Linked DNA regions of Homo sapiens: region 2 is linked to region 1. A link is a contact called in ENCODE Hi-C or POLR2A ChIA-PET data. All regions are on one chromosome and are shown on one strand. The core of a region is the stretch at or near the end of the contact, and the rest is flanking DNA. Distances in the headings are between cores, read along the strand shown. Region 1 has its middle 150 kb from the start of C10orf126. Region 2 overlaps LOC107984174 (a long non-coding RNA gene).

What was found. A loop is a pair of places that touch in the nucleus more often than their neighbours do. ChIA-PET counts read pairs that join two places held with the same protein, here RNA polymerase II (POLR2A). Pooled maps may share reads with other maps.
Region 2: a loop to region 1 is called in a map of IMR-90, with 6 times the contacts of the local background. The contact joins two enhancer-like sites. A Hi-C loop is called at or near these places in 3 of 168 maps with a recorded cell type or tissue (Caco-2, IMR-90 and MCF 10A) and 1 of 50 pooled maps. POLR2A ChIA-PET finds 5 or more read pairs at or near these places in 2 of 52 experiments (PC-9 and WTC11).

What each region holds. Positions count from the first base shown.
Region 1 is chr10:28,989,037-28,994,787 of GRCh38, reverse strand. No RefSeq gene overlaps it. Among named protein-coding and RNA genes, the nearest start is that of C10orf126, 150 kb to the right of the region's middle. RefSeq lists a silencer at 2,694-2,988 and an enhancer at 2,733-3,932. Within about 2 kb of position 2,892, at least 3 of the 41 ENCODE cell types and tissues checked have a DNase peak (open chromatin) inside an H3K27ac peak, as active enhancers do.
Region 2 is chr10:29,061,457-29,067,207 of GRCh38, reverse strand. All of the region lies in intron 2 of LOC107984174 (a long non-coding RNA gene), which reads right to left. Among named protein-coding and RNA genes, the nearest start is that of C10orf126, 220 kb to the right of the region's middle. Within about 2 kb of position 2,352, at least 2 of the 41 ENCODE cell types and tissues checked have a DNase peak (open chromatin) inside an H3K27ac peak, as active enhancers do.

The DNA of each region.
Region 1 (5,751 bases), core at 1,643-4,142:
TGCTTGAACCCAGGAGGCAGAGGTTGCAGTAAGCCAAGATCGAGCCACTGCACTCCAGCCTGGACAACAGAGCAAGACTCTCTCTGAAAAAAATTTAAAAAAATAAAAAAGCCTTCCTTGGTGTGGAAGGGTAGTGAAGAGGGCAGTCAAAGGAATTAACCAAAAAGTATGAGGAAGGAGGAAGATTAAGGGGATATGTACAGAGAGATGAGAAAAGGTAGAATTCATCAAAAGCTGAGTGATAAAGACAGAGGAAAAGTTAGCGGACCCCCAAATCAGCATCTGCCTACTCCCTGCCTGAACGCTCAGGGGTCCTCCCTTGGGAACCCTGTGGACAGCAGAAGAGCTCTCTATGACCTGGCCTGGGGGCCTTGATCACTTCCATGCCCTCAGTTGCAATATCCCACTTTCCTCTACAGAAGGGCTCTCATAGGCCTCTTGACTTTTCCTCTCTGCCTGGAAATTCCCTTGCTCACTTTGCCCTTGGCCAACTCATAAGGTTCCTCCATCTCTTGGCACCCACACTGACCCTCCATGAAGCCCCACTGGTCCTCCCCAGGACACACTTAGGGTCTCTTTCCCAGGCCTGATCCAAGTTGTATAGAGTCTGAAGTATGAAAGAAAAGAATCCAGAATTACAAATGAAAAATTAGGCATGAAAATGAACATTTATTTAGAATGAGTATAAAATCATAACATATCACAATAACATCTGACAAATTCCACAGATATTACAAAATCCACAGAAATAGTGACTGCCTCATATGCCTCTAGAATAGTTCTCTTTCCTCTACTTTTTAGCTGCAAACGCTGATCTCTTCTTCATAAAACAATTTTCTACCTTTTTTTTCTATACAGAGGATTAAAAAAGATCCACTCTCTTTGCTCTAACACTTTATGGTGATTTGCTTTAGCCTATAGATTGTTTGAAAACATGTCTTCCAGCTTCAAAACTCAGTAGTGATGTCATTGAAGACTGGGTCGGATGCGGTGGCTCACACCTGTAATCCCAGCACTTTGGGAGGCTGAGGTGGGCGGATCACCTGAGGTCAGGAGTTCGAGACCAGCCTGGCCAACATGGTGAAACCCCATCTCTACTAAAAATACAAAAATTAGCCGAGCGTGGTGGCAGGCACCTGTAATCCCAGCTACTTGGGAGGCTGAGGCAGGGGAATTGCTTGAACTTAGGAGGCAGAGGCTGCAGTGAGCCAAAATCGTGCCATTGCACTCCAACCTGGGGGACAAGAGTGAGACTTCGTCTCAAAAAAAAAAAAAAGTGTTGAAAACTGCTCCCACATCTGCAGAAGCCTCTCTCAAGTTTTCCCACAACCAAATCCTCTGCTTACAAAGTGACACGTCTGATAATTTGAAGAACATTCCGCAGACTAGCTTCTGGCTCCATCTATCTAAATCACGTTTCTCCTCCATTGTTCACCTAGCTCTGGTGTCCGGAGCTAGCAGACATGTTTAAATTGTGATGTAGCCTCTGATCATGAAGCTTTATGTCACAGCGTTGCTGAGTCAGAAAGGTGGGTGATAGAAGTATTTCTGGAAGCTGCTCCTACACAAGGAAGCCTGACAATAGCTTAACTATGAACCCATAAAAATATCTCACTAAACCCAGGGGCCGGGCATGGTGGCTCATGCCTGTATTCCCAGCACTTTGAGAGGCTGAGGTGGGCCGATCATCTGAGGTCAAGAGTTCGAGACCAGCCTGACCAACATGGAGAAACCCCGTCTCTACTAAAAATACAAAATTCGCCGGGTGTGGTGGCGCATGCCTGTAATCCTAGCTACTCGGGAGGCTGAGGCAGGAGAATCACTTGAACTCGGGAGGGGCAGGTTGCAGAGAGCTGAGATCGCGCCATTGCACTCCAGCCTGGGCAACAAGAGCAAAACTCCATCTCAAAAAAAGAAAAAAAAAAAACAAACAACAACAACAACAACAAAAAACCTCACTAAACCCAAATGAATTCTATCCCCAACTCAACCCTCCCTAAGCCAGTTCCAAAGACAACTTTTCCTGCTTCCATGTCCCCCAATAACAGGAGAAATATGACAGTAAGTGTTAGTGCAGAAGACAAGTGTAATCTTAACTGATTCCTTCAAAATGGGTTACTCCTGTAAATTTTATAAAAATCTATGACCATAGGCCAGGGATGGTGGCTAAGACCTATAATTCCAGCAATTTGGGAGGCTGAGGAGGAAGGATCACTTGAGGCCAGGAGTTTGAGACCAGTCTTGGCAACATAGCAAAACCCAGTCTGTACAAAAAATACAAAAATTAGCCAGGTGTGGTGGTGTGTACCTGTTATCCCAGCTACTCCGGAGGCTGAAACGAGAGGATCGCTTGACCCCAGGAGTTTGAGGCTGCAGTGAGCTGTGATCGCTACCGCACTCCAGCCTGGGTGACAGACCAAGACCCTGTCTGAAAAAAATATGTGTGTGTGTGTGTGTGTGTGTGTGTGTGTGTGTGTGTGTGTGTTATATGCACATGTGATATGGCCTCAGAAGGGGACCATGCAAATGAGAAGGCCCTGAAGTTGTGGCCTTCTTAGCTTCAATATCAACATGCCTTAGGTTCCTTTCCTGCTCCTCCCCCATGCTCTTGTACATACTTTTGTTATGACACAGTCATTGTGTAATTATAATCACTTGTTTGTCTGTTTCCTCACAGAATTGTGACCCCATGAAGGCAGGAACCCTATTTGTTCTATTGGTATCTCCAGCATCTAGCAAGATGCCTTGTGCATAGTAGTTAACCAATAAAAAGTGGTTGAATAAATGAATGAAGCACATTCATACTGAAGGTAAAGGTGTGTGATCAGAGAATCTCTCTCCGCAATGGCCACCAGGAGGAGCTGTTGGATGGCTCTGGATGGTTGGTGGGTGGGGTGGGGAAGAAAGGGGTAGAGAGAGAGTATGCAATTGGTAATTCTTCAAAAGGATACTTGAAATCAGGTTTGTGTAGTTCTGGACACAAGAAAGGCAACATGGGCCTTGTACCATCAAGCAATGGAAGTTGGAAAAAAAAAGAAAAAACAATCATCTCTGCTTTGGGGAATCACTGAATTGGCAAACCACCCCCATTTCCAACTTTTCTATGACCTGAGCCTTTGATGACAGCTAACATCAAATTGGGAGTATTCTGGAAACACCACGCCCAGGTCTGCGCCTTATATTTATAGAGCTTTTAGCACAAAGGCATTTTCTTCAAAGCACTTTAAGAGCTGGGCACACCCTGTCACACACATGAGCTCCATGAAAGGAATTGCAGCTTCACAGCAGCCCTGAGGCCTGAGCTGGCGAACAGGAATGCTTTGGAATACACTCCCTGGCCACAGGCGAGCAGCCCAGTTTGAAACTAGTGGGAAGAATGACATCAGGTGGGACCAGCCAAATCCCTGCTGAGGGGCCCGACCTGTATTTCTGCAAGAAAACCTTCGTCTTGATGATCATTGACCATGTACTAGACCCATACTTTATCTCCTTTAATCCTAACATTACCCCTATTGTGCAAATGAAGAAACTCCGAGGCAAAGAGAGGCAAAATAACTGACTTCAGGACCATCACCAGTAAGAGCCAAAGCTCTTTAACCTTGGTTAAAGCTCATCCCTCTCTACAATCATGTGCCTTTTGCTGCCGTTCTAATACATGATCTAAATGTATCAGAGAGAGGCTGACTCTAAGATCAGATGAGCCCAACATGGTTCTGGGTTGACTGTATTGCTTGACTTTGAGACCACCGTGACGGCCTTGGCATCATTCAAAAGCAGGCCCAAGTCCAGGAGTGGTGGCTCACACCTGTAGTCCCAGCATTTTGGGAAGCCAAGGTGGGAGGGTGGCTTCAGTCCAGAAGTTCAAGACCAGCCTGGGCAACACAACCCTTTCTCTATAAAAAATACAAAAACTAGCTGGGCATTGTGGCACGTGCCTGTAGTCCCAGTTACTTGAGAGGCTAAGGTGGGAGGATCACCTGAACCTGGGGAGATCAAGGCTGCAGTGAGCCGTGATCATGCCACTGCACTCCAGCCTGCAAAAACAGTGAGACCCTATCTCAGAAAAAACAAACAATCAAACAAACAACAACAACAACAATAAAAAACAAAAGCAGGGCCAAAAGAAGGAGGCCATCAAAGCCCACATTTTAGTCCATCAGTCAAGCCTTCTGGGGTCCCCATGAATCCCTGTTCTGGTTGTGGAGGGGATGATGTGTGTCATGTGTTGTCACAGCCAACCACAGCAAGAAGGGCTACAATTCCTTGTTGTCATTTTCCCCAACTTCAGTCCCCTCACTGAGAAAAACCAAGGCAAATCACTTCCAAGAGGCCAGCCCAACAGGATAGCACTAATTCCCCTAGTTACAAATGTCTCACACCCAGAAAGCCTCTTGTGCACATTGGGATTCTGGAAAAATGTCAAAACACCACATACAGTCTCTTTACCTGGAAAACAAGAGTATCCAAGTCAGGGCATTCATGGTGCCACCAGAGCAGTCTCCAATACCATGTATAGTTCCCAACACAATTCAATTTACCATGGAAACCTCGGTCATTTTCCTCCAGTAATTCCTCCTCTTAGAAAGAGCACAGATTCAAGTTCCAGCTCTGCCTCCTACTAGCCGTCTGACCTGGCAAGTTTCTTAACTTTGTCATCTGTAAAGTTCAGATAATATTGCTTACCTCACAGATGGTTATGCAAATGAGTGAAACAAATGACAGAAAGGTTAGGTCCATCAGATGATAATGATATTTAAATCTGTTTTCACTACTCTTAGTAACATTATCTTGGGCCAGGTCTCTAGTCCTGCATCAGTGATTTGTCTTTTGTTTTTGTTGTTGCTTTTTGGAGACAGAGTCTTGCTCGGTTGCCCAGTCTGGAGTGCCGTGACATGCTCACTGCACACTGCAGCTTCAACCACCCAGGCTCAAGCGATCCTCCTACTTCAGCCTCTCAAGTAGCTGGGGCTGCGGGCATGCACCACCATGCCCAGCTAATTTTTGTAGACAGGGCTTCACCATGTTGCCCAGGCTGGTCACGAACTCCTGAGCTCAAGTGATCCACCCATGTCAGCCCTCCAAAGTGCTGGGATTACAGGCATGAGCCACCGTGCCCAGCCCCTGATATGCCTTTATTGAGCACCTAATGTGTATGGACTCTGTCTATGAACTTACAGTAAAGTCAGAGACATTGAGGAACAGGTTAGTGTGAGACTGTGTATATGAAATAAAAAGAATTGGAAAACAGGAAGACCAGATAAATAAAATAGAAGGAAAGTTCCACTAGAGAGGTGAGACTTTAGCTGGGCTTCCAGGTGTAGTATTTCAGTAGGATAAACTTACCAGACTAGGGAAGAAGGTGTATGTTGGGAATTGCGGGGAGGCTTCAGGCCTGGTGAGTTCTTCAGAAGATGGGGACTTTTGTTCATTCAGAGTGAAACGGCCAGTGAGCATTTATAAAGTGTTGACCACTACTGATTTGTAGTGTTTGGTGATTTCTGTGGTGTTCATACTTCCACCATAGCTGATTTCCACCAATAAAGCTGAAAACAGGCAGGCCATGGTGGCTCACACTGGTAATCCCAGTGCTTTGGGACGCCGAGGTGGGAGGACTGCTTGAGCCCGGGAGTTCAAGACCAGCCTGGGCAACATAGTGAGATCCCATTTCTACAAAATACAAAATAAAAAGTAATCAGGCATGGTGGCATGCACCTGTGGTGCTAGCTACCTGAAAGGCTGAGGCGGGAGGAT
Region 2 (5,751 bases), core at 1,103-3,602, 73 kb before region 1:
TGAATTTTTCTGCTTTTTGGCAGAGATTTTCCCCACTTGTTCCTTGAGTTGTCGATCTTATCCTTGCTAATTTGTGTTAACTTTTCATATAATAAGAATACCTTTTGCTTGGAAATGTTATCGCCCCATTTGCCATTTGTCTTTAAAGTCCCTTTAACTCCCCAAGAATCTCTGCTTTACATATCTGTATTCCTACAAATTTGATTCTCATTTTGTCTGGATGGTAATGGCAGTGTTGAGATTGAAAAGGAACATTTTATCAGTGAAAGGGCAGCATGAGCTTCTGGAATCTGGAGTGGGGACATGGATCAAGGAGAGACATCAAAGGATCATGGGTTCATGGGTTCAAGACAGAAGAGAGATCAGAAGGGTGTGTAACTGAAGAAGATGGACAGGGGAATAGAGAAACAAATAAAGGATGTATTCAAATAGCCATGAATAACCTTGTAAAAGCTTTATATCTACCTGGTAAGAAAATGTTGGCAATGAATTCAAACATAGGATCCCAAGAAAAAAAAACAGGTATAACAGTTTTCTTCTTTCTTTCTTTAGAGACAGGCCATCGCTCTGCCACCTAGGCTGGAGTGCAATGGCACAATCATAGTTCACTGTAACCTCAAACTCCTGGGCTCAAGTAATCCTCCTGCCTCAGCCTCCTGAATAACTAGAACTACAGAAGCATGTCACCACACCTGTTTATATTTTTTCAAAAAAATTTATAGAGATGAAGTCTCGTTATGTTGCCCCAGCTGGTCTTGAATGAACTCCTGGACTCAAGCGATCCTCCTGCTTCAGCCTCCCAAAGCATAGGGATTACAGGTGTGAACCACTGCACCCAGCCAAGGTATAATCGCTTTCTTCACTTTTAAAAAAATTGGATCAATATAGAAGCAGTTTCTTTAAAAGGATCTTTAAAAGGGGGCCTCCTCCCTCTGCACTACTTGGTCAGTTTATAAGTGCATCTGTGTAACCTTGGAACAGAAACAAACAAGAGCAGGCCCTGTATACACCCAATCTGATGTCAACTAGCTTGTTTGCCAACTTGAGGGTCCAGATTCTCAGCTACAAAAATCATTTGCCTCAACCCATTTCTGCACCCCTGGAAGACTTGTACTTTTTTTTTTTCAAACTTACAATTTTGTTTTTAAATAAAGAACAAAAAATTAGTTTAGAAGAACTGAACCATGTATAGAATGAACTATGTACCATTTATTAAGTAACCACAAATGATAGAAAGGCATAGCATGCTTGTTATGAACCTTTGCAAAATACATCAAGAAGGCCTGGACCATGTTCTTTTCCTACATCAACATCCCAATATTTCCTTCATCTATGTAACTGTCTTTATGTCTGTTCCATACTTGTCTATTTCCTCCTTTGATATGAGTTTGTACCTTAATGTGCCTTCCTATAATCACAGAGGATATGTTAGTAGCACAGACTTCTTAATTCCCATAATCAAAACTTTGTCTTAAAATTTAAACATATGTTATTTATCCTAGTTTTCATTGATTTGGCTAATACTCCTGATATTTGCTGCTAAAATACTGAAATTCTGGAGATTCCCTTATTTTATTTTATTTTATTTTATTTTATTTCATTTCATTTCATTTCATTTCATTTCATTTCATTTAGAGACAAGGTCTCACTCTATATCCCAGGCTGGAGTGCAGTGGTGCAGTCATGGCTCACTGCAGCCTCAACCTCCCTGGGCTCAAGTGATCCTCCCACCTCAGCCTCCCAAGTAGCTGGGACTACAGGCATGTGTGACCCCAAGCCCGGCTAATTTCTGCGTTTTTTTATAAAGATGGGGTCTCACCATGTTGCCCAGGCTGGTATCAAACTCCTGGGCTCAAGCGATCGCCCTGCCTTGGCCTCCCAAACTGCTGGGATTACAGGTGTGAGCCACTGTGCCAGGCTAGATTCATTTTCTTCTAAAGCAAATACACTCTTCCTTCTAAAAACTTTAGCTGGGCATGGTGGCACGTGCCTGTAATCCCAGCTACTCAGGAGGCTGAGGCAGGAGAATCGCTTGAACCCGGGAGGCAGAGGTTGCAGTGAGCAGAGATCGCGCCATTGGCACTCCAGCCTGGGCAACAAGAGCAAAACTCCATCTCAAAAATAAATAAATAAGTAAATAAATAAATAATAATAAAATGAAAACTGCAGCCTTCCTTGTACTAAATAAAGGAAAGAGTTTTTAAAATCTTCCTAATTTTTGGAGGGAAGACATCACATTTTAGTCTAACCTTCACCCCATTAATCATGTAAAAGTTATTTAGTTGGTTGTTTTGCAATCCCTACCATGAAAAGTTTTCTCCCCTAAGGCAAATGGGAGCAAAGGCAGTTTGCTTGCTGCTCACTGGGTTTTACTTTTTAACTCTTCAAGTTGCACTCTGTGGTGTCTACGTGTACGATTTTATAGAGCAAAAAATATTGTTTACCTTGGTTTACAGATTTCTAACTTGCCAAGTTGATACATTAGAGCACAAATTAATTTTCTAAAACCAAAATCCTTCAGACAAAAGGACGTTGAGATATGAATAGATGTCTGATTGCTCTAGTTCCTATCCAGACTGAACCTTTCTTATCCTGTTAGGCTGTGCAGTACCAAGGGTTAACGTGACTGTGATGCAATCTCTCAGACATTCTCCACTCTCAGACAAAAGAAGAGAATGAGAGTGCAGGGGCAGAAATGATAAGTATGGAGTCAGACAGTTCAAAGATTTGCAGAGTTTGAACAACAGTGGCGACCCAAGGAGGACAGATAGTGAGTCAGGAAAAGTGTCTGCAGTTACAAAGCACTTCCAGAAGGATGAAGTGTTATATCGCCCAATATTTTGTGGACTTGATCCATTGCTTAATCACACTCTTACAAACTGTTTTAAATTCAGACTACAGGAAAATGTGGGGAAAGCTTATCATAAAATAAATCAAAGGGAAAATTAGATTCACTTCACCAAAACTCAGCTTATAGTTATGAGTCAATGTGGGGGAGACCACACCATGACATGGATTCCAGTTGAAATCAGATCTGAATCCAGAGGTGTTGAGTTACGGAAAATCCAAGGCAGGGCACTTGCACCTTTTTTTTGATGATTCATTTTAATTATTACTGACTTTGCCATTGAGACCTATGCTCTAGGGTCCCTCTCCAATATGCATTGCCCCATTTCTTTCTTGCTAACAGTACCTCTGTTTTGCTCATCCTTATCTAAACAGTCACTTCCTTTCAGGGAGGCTGAGCTCTTTCTCATTCTTCAAGGATGAAGTTGAGTGATGTCAATAATCAAAGTTTTCTAGGTCCCCTTAACATTCTAGTATTTCGGGGGTTTTTTGTTTTTGTTTTTGTTTTTGTTTTTTGGAAGCAGAGTCTCACTCTGTTGCCCAGGCTGGAGTGCAATGGCGCAATCTCGACTCACTGCAACCTCTGCCTCCTGGGTTCTAGCAATTCTCCTGCCACAGCCTCCTGAGTAGCTGGGATTACAGGTGCCACCACATGCCCAGCTAATTTTTGTACTTTTAGTAGAGATGGGGTTTTACCACATTGGCCAGGCTGGTCTCGAACCCCTGACCTCAGGTGATCTGCCCGCCTTGGCCTCCCAAAGTGCTGGGATTAGAGGCGTGAGTCACCACGCCTGACTGTATTTCCAAAGTGTGGGGCCAGGGGATATCTGAAAGGCATGTGAGAACATACTCCAGCAAGGCACTCTTGAGGGGTGCTCATGACCCTAGAACTAAGAAGCTATCTGGCAATCATGAGATGCCACACCTAGAGACCTGGACAACACATTAAAGATGTAGAAAGAGTGACAGCACCCAAGTCCTTGATGACAGTGTTGAGACATCCAGACTTTTGGTTATGTAAAAAGAGAAAAGTCTGTATACTTTAAGATATTTTAATTGGGTTTCAGCTACAAGCATCCTTCTGCTACAGTTAGCGTTCAGTTTAGACACTGGCAGTGGGTAGACCACTCCATTATTTTATTGTCTGTACATTTTGTGGTAGAAAAAATTATTCAAATGTATCCTATAGCATGAGATTTTTCAGTGATCTAATTAACAACAGAAAACCTAGCTTGGCATCTCTATGAGACATTCACTCAATTTCTCTCATCATACTTTCACTCAATTTCAGAAGAGCAGAATTTGTTCTCTTTTTAAAAACAATTTTTTGGGCCAGGTGTGGTGGCTTATGCCTGTAATCCCAGCACTTTGGGAGGCCGAGGCAAGCAGATCTCCTGAGGTCAGGAGTTCAAGACCAGCCTGGCCAACGTGCTGAAACCCGGTCTCTACTAAAAATACAAAAATTAGCTGGGCGTGGTGATGGGCACCTGTAATCCTAGCTACTTGGGAGGCTGAGGCAGGAGAATTGCTTGAACCTGGGAGGCGGAGGTTGCAGTGAACCAGGACCACACCATTGCACTCCAGCCTGGGCAACAAGAGTGAAACTCCATCTCAGAAAAAAAAAAATTTTTTTTTGGTAGGAAGGGCAGCACTTCATTCCATAAAATAGAATAAGTAGAACTTATTCTCTATTGCATATTCAGTCAAAAATTTATTTTTTTTTATTTCAATAGGTTTCTGGGGAATAAGTGGTGTTTGGTTATATGAATAAGTTCTTTGGTGGTAATTTCTGATAATTTGGTGCGCTCATCACCCAAGCAGTGTACATTGTACCTAACGTGTAGTCTTTTATTCCTCACCACCTGCCACCCTTTCCCCCAAATCCCCAAAGCCTCCAAATTAAAATTTTGATTTTATGTTTAACTCTGAAGTTGTTAGCACGCTGTGACCTAACATTGCTAATTGAATTCATTCAGCGTATTTTTAAAAATTAAAAAGATATTTGTAACATCTGATATCATAATATATTTAAGAGCTATTTCTTAGGTGAGGTGCCCTTATTGGCCAAAGGAATTTTTATGTGGAATTTACTCCATCACCTTTCTATAAGCAACCAATGAACTTCCAATTTCCTAGATTGACCCATACAAAATGGTCAATTTTATAGGTTAAAAATAGTTGAAGACCTTCAATTTTATATGATTCAACCTATAAAATCTGAAACTTATTCTCCATAACATCACATACCACTCTGAAAAGTCTGAAATGTAAAGACCATGCTTTAATACAATTGATCATTTCTATGCCATTCATCAACAGAATTTTAAAAGGTTTTGCCAACAAATGACTAGTTAACCTGTGGTCATTCCGCTGTTGAGTATCTCCCATTGGCAGGATGTTTGCCTTGGTCTGACCCAGAACTAAGTTTGAACTATCTATCAAATTAAAAATAGAAAGTAAGTAAATATAAGATTAAATGGTAGGACACATCAGTGCTCTTGTGAAGATGTTGGAAAAACTCAATGAATGTCAGTGATCTCTTTCCTGGTGAAAAACTTATAACTATATTTTTTTATTTGGGGAAATTCTAATATTATAATTGATTACTATTAAGATAAGTCTTAAACTTATAATATTTGACTTGACCTGGCATGGTGGCTGACGCCTGTAGTCCCAGCACTTTGAGAGGCCAAGTCAGGAGAATCACTTGAACCCAGGAGTTCGAGCCCAGCCTGGGCAACATGGCAAAACCCCATCTCTACAAAAAAAAAAAAAAAAAAAACACAAAAACAAAAAAATGAAGCAGGCTTGCCAGTAGTCCCAGCTACTCAGGAGGCTGAGGTGGGAGGATCCCTGGAACCTGGGAGGCAGAGGTTGCAGTGAGCTGAGATCATGCCCCTGCAC